Linked DNA regions of Homo sapiens: region 2 is linked to region 1. Evidence: chromatin loops called from intact Hi-C (ENCODE). Cell type or tissue: IMR-90. All regions are shown on one strand.

What was found. A loop is a pair of places that touch in the nucleus more often than their neighbours do. Peaks named below come from ENCODE experiments on the same cell type or tissue, not always from the same donor. Only the 100,000 strongest peaks of a DNase experiment are listed, where the experiment ranks them.
Region 2: it touches region 1 in a loop (2.1-fold over the local background); 18 of 110 quality-filtered maps call a loop at or near these places.

What each region holds. Positions count from the first base shown.
Region 1 is chr1:58,902,811-58,905,310 of GRCh38, reverse strand. It overlaps LINC02777 (long intergenic non-protein coding RNA 2777), which reads left to right and starts at 1,173. Exons shown (of 5, transcript NR_183656.1): 1 at 1,173-1,743. RefSeq lists silencers at 1,080-1,329, 1,390-1,779. In IMR-90, no CTCF peak of the experiment used is centred here; DNase peaks (open chromatin) are centred at 1,100 and 1,440; H3K4me3 peaks cover 1,195 bases; H3K27ac peaks cover 1,223 bases.
Region 2 is chr1:59,023,918-59,026,417 of GRCh38, reverse strand. The region is part of intron 2 of LINC01358 (long intergenic non-protein coding RNA 1358); the gene reads right to left. Among named protein-coding and RNA genes, the nearest start is that of LINC01358, 4.7 kb to the right of the region's middle. In IMR-90, no CTCF peak of the experiment used is centred here; a DNase peak (open chromatin) is centred at 1,037; H3K27ac peaks cover 550 bases.

The sequences.
Region 1 (2,500 bases):
GTTGTAGATAAGGACAGTGAGGCTGAAAGGGGTTAAGTCACTTGGTTAAGGCTCACAACCAGTAGGTAGTAAAGCCAAGATCTGAAACTGGACAGTTGGGCTCCTAAGCCTGTGCCCTTAACCACAACACCATATTGACCCTTCAAGAGTGAAAAAGTATGTGGCGTCTGCCTTAGACAGGCATACTCCCCAGGTGGGAGACACAACCTGCAATAAGTGTGTGCAACCTCATACTATGGGCACCAAGAGAAGAAAGGAAGGAAGGATTAATTTTACAGGGGGAGGAGGGAGAGAATCAGGAAAGCTGCCTGGAGGAGGTGAGCTTTATCCAGTTTCCAGAGCTGACTCACTTTCCTCCAGGTTTCTCTGCAGATGGACGAGTCTTTGCTGAGGCAGGCAGGTAGAAAGGGACTGGAGCTTAAGGGATGCAGTCAAGGAAGTCAGTGAGAGAGGGAGGGCAGGACATTAGGCTTGAAGTGTGTGAGGTGGGCAAGTTAATGAACCTCCAAGAGCCTCAACTTTCTCATCTGCAGAATGGGGATGATAACACCCACCTTCTGAAGCTGTTTGAATATTAAATGAGATAACGTGTATATACTTCCCGACCCAGTATTATTCCTCTTTATTTACCTTTCATAAAACTATTTCACTCACTAAAAATAAATTTAATTGAGCATATTTTTGACACAGTAGCATTAATAATCTTGAGTGTCATTATCAGTCATTCATAATAACAATATAATGAATAATAATGTTAATTGCCATTGACAGCACTAAGTGCTTAAAATGTATGATCCGTATTTATCCAATCTAATCCTCAGAATGTATCTTAAAGATAGGTAAGGCGTCATTATCCCCATTTTACAGATGAGGATAATGAGGCTGAGAGAGATGGAGAAAGATATACAAAGGTCACCCAGCGAGGAAGCGGCAGGATGGGTATTCAGACCCAGGTCTGTTGGTCCCAGAAAAATGTCCCCCCACACAGAGGATGTCCCGTGTTTGCAGTTCATGTTGGTCTTGGCCACGTCCCTCCGCTCTTTCTCAGAAGGAAAACAAACATTCTAAGAGGTCTGCTAGGCCGAGGGAACGCGAACGCCAAAGAGAGGGAGGGAAGGGGCTGGCCGAGGCCGGAGGATGGGCCCAGACTGGGAGGGTGGAGCCGGCTCCTCGCCCCGAGCCCGACAGCCGCATAAAGCCTGCTGCTTTCACTGGCCCGGTGGGGGCCAGCAGGGTCAGGGCCCGCGGAAACCCTCAGCCTGGCGGGCCGGGAGGCCGCGGTGCTGCACTGGCTCGGCGCGCTCCCCGAGTGGCGCTCAGGCGGGGCGCGTTCATTTCATCTACAGACTGTCGGGAAGGCTTCCCGAACTCCTCCTCCCTGCCCGCCTTTGCGCAGGGCCGGACTCTTCGGAAACTGAAATCACGGGCCGCCCGGCCCCCACCAGTCCTCGTGGGATCCGGCCCGGGTTAACCTTCTATGGGGAGGCCCAGGAGGGCCGGGCGGAGCGCCGGGGCGGGCGTGCGCTGACGTGGCGAGCGGCTCCCTCCACCCGCTCCTCCCGCGGGCACTGCCGAGGCCCATGGGCGGGAAGCCGGGCGGCGGGCGGGACGTGGCCTCGGTCCCGGCCCTGCCCCGCCCCGCCGCCACTGAGACTCCCAGCGCCACCAACGTCGGAGTTGCAGTTTCTTTAGCTGTCATATGCAGACAAGTACTACCCACCTCGCCTTTGGAGTGAGCAGCATGTATGTACGGTACCTGACACCTAAGAAATGCTCAATGTATGGTCCCTACATGGTGTCACTGTGATTGTTGTCGTTGTGGTTACGCTGGGTTGGGCAGCTCGCCTTGTGAAATAATGAGCTCCCATTGCTGAGACCGTTCAGGCACAAGTTGAATGAGTTCGGGGGACAAAAAGAAATACGTTAGAACAGGAAGTCCCCCAAATTTGGCATCCCTCAATACCGATCTGGTGACTTCAGAATCACCTGGGAAGCTCAAACAGCACCTCAGACCAGGGATCGAAATCCCGGAAGGCAAGCTCGTCTAAAAGTACAGCTTCATGTGTAAACCACTGATCTAGGCCAATAGTCCCTGCACTTTTCATCTTCAAAGACCCTTCTGTGATTCCCTCCTGCCCCACTGACTGCACAGTGTAAAGTATGTTGTTGACCAAACTAGATTTAACTCACAATTAATTTACTCTCTAACTAAATTATTAATCAAAGCCCCAGAGTTCATTAAACAATTATTGAATACCTACTGTGTGCCAGGCACTGTGCTGGACACTGGTGGTCTGGCGGATAGACAAGGACTCTGTCCTCATGGACTTACCAGTCTGGGGAGGGAAAGCAGAAAATGAACAAGAATTCAAATACTGACACTGAAGCCAAGAGAATCCAGCTGAGCTGAAGGCACCCAATATTCCTACAATGAGCAGATATGGGTGTATCAAAAGCAAAAGCAAATAGAAGCCTGGCACGGTGGCTCACATCGGTAATC
Region 2 (2,500 bases), 120 kb before region 1:
CTGGATGTTGCAGTGAGTCTTCCTGATTAGACAGTGTACTTCTTGAAGGTGGAAACCGTGTCTTAAACATCTCCACTTTCATAACCCTGCACAATGCCTGCATCTGGTTGCTCAGTGAAAGCTTGGTGGATGACTGAGATGGGTTTCTACATTTTGAAAACAGAGCAAACCTCAAATTTCAGAAGAACACTAGAAGGCCGCACGAGAAAATGACTCCAATTTGCAAGGGGCAGCCAAGCATTACCAGAAGGAAATGAATTTGTGTATTTACTAAGAATCTCTTTGCTTGGCTCAGAATATCCTCAGATCTCCATCTCAAACCTGCTCTCCTGTTAAGAGAATGCACGACAAATTCTGTCTAAAGTACTTTGGCTTTTGCAAGTTGCTAGGATATTAATATATTTATCCACAACCACAGACACTTGGCTCAAGAACAGCCCACTCAGCCCTCACTTGAGGCTAGATCATGGGGATTCAATCAACATGAGGTCCTGAAGGGGCTTTTAAGTCAGCCAGGGACGTGGTCATTGCTTGGAGGTGCCACAGCTGAAGTTTTTCTCCAGGTTTGGTGATAAGAAGTTATTTTTGTTAAGTTGATTTGCTTTGGCCTCTTTTGAGGCTTCATATTCAGTTGTGATTTGCACCTGCCTTTTTTAACCTAAAAACACATGTGAAGGAGAGGAATGGAGGCATATTTTCCCACTCCACAGTCCCTGGGCTTCCAAAATGGGGATGCTTTGGGTCTAGATGTCCTCAAGGAAAATAGGACACTTGGGTTTCGGGGCTCATTACGTGGATGTGAAGGAAATATGGCCTAGAACCTGTTGATATTGTAGCCCAAGGGTCACATACTAGAAGACCACTACCTCTACAATGATTTCAGTGGTGGGCGTGGGGAGGGGAAGGGAACAGGCAGGGCTGTCTTTTGTTAAACTGTAGGATATAGGGATGACTCATGACCTATACAGGGCCAGGCATTTAGCTTTCACATGCCTCAAACACAAATCAATTTGACTACACAAGGGGAAAGCAAAATAAACTCACTTCCTGATTATTTTTTCTTTGGAGGGGGGTCTTGCCTTGTTACCCAGGCTGGAGTGTAGTGATGCAATCATGCCTCACTGCAGCCTTGACCTCCAAGGCTCAAGAGATCCTCACACCTCAGCCTTCCGAGTAGCTGGGACCACAAGCATACACCACCATGCCAGGCTATTTTTTTTTTTTTGGGGGGGGGAGACAAAGTCTTGCTATGTTTCCCAGGCTGGTCTTGAACTTTGGGCTCAAGCAATCCTCCCTCCTCAACCTCCCAAAGTGTTGGGATAACAGGCATGAGCCACCATGCCCAGACCTATTCTTTTTTTTTTTTTTTTTGAAGAGCTGCAACCTTCTGTTGGCATCACCAACAAGCATCATTTTTTGAGGCTCTCTTCATATAGACCCTGAGACTACAAAGGCCAGCACTGGTTCCTACCTATCGTGGTTGTATAATAAGTCACAAAGGTGTGCCATCCCACATTCCCACAGAGATGATAAAAAAGAATCTTCCCTCTGACTAAACTTATTACTTAAATGGATAAGTGATTGTCTATCAAATTATTGGCAGCAAGAGTGGCTTAATATCAATACTTCTGAAACTTTATTTTGAGCTGGCAACTACAAAAACATAACTGTCTCATAGCCCATAACCCTTACAATAGCTCAAGTTTTTTTCCTGGTAACTTTAGTAATATAATTGGCAACTAATTTAACCTGGAAGATTTATTGGCAAGTTATATCGCTCAAAACTGCATGTTTATGTCATAGTTTTAACTATAACTTAAAATAATTCTGTATAATGAAATGGGGGATATATATGGGAATAAATTCTATGCCATTGATTTCAATTTGATTTTCCAAATTGTAATGTTTGCCTTTGTGCTATAGGAATAGGATTAAATGGGATAAGACTAGAATTTATAAGGGCTGTATAAGAGGGGAGGGCAGAGATGAAACAACGAGGGTTATGATGATAGTGAATAGCAAAGAGTGAATTCTGTATGTTTTTGCTGTGGCACTGAAGTGAAGAGATACTAGCTTTGGCTGTTCACAAAATAGGACATCATGATTTTCAGTGTTTGAGAGAAAATTGATGGAAAAAGTTTGCAGTACTTGACGTGTATTTGCATGCACAAAATAAAATTATTTGTCCACCTTAAAAAAAAACTGCATGTTCCATGACACTTTACTAAAATATTTATTAGTGGACAGATAACTCCTACTTTAAAAAGTGTTCAGGTCTAAATCATTTGACTATACTCAGTGGTTTATATGAGCTTTCCCCAAAGCTTCCTTTGCCAAACAGAGTCCCCCAAGAAGATCATATGTGTAGAGGAGATCAGTTATCTGACTAACTCTGTGCTTGGTTTTGGCCATGAGGCTGCACAGAATCAAACGGATCATTCATTGATAAACATCATGAGGGTTCTTATAATTTTTTCTGAACATCCTGATTTATGTCTCA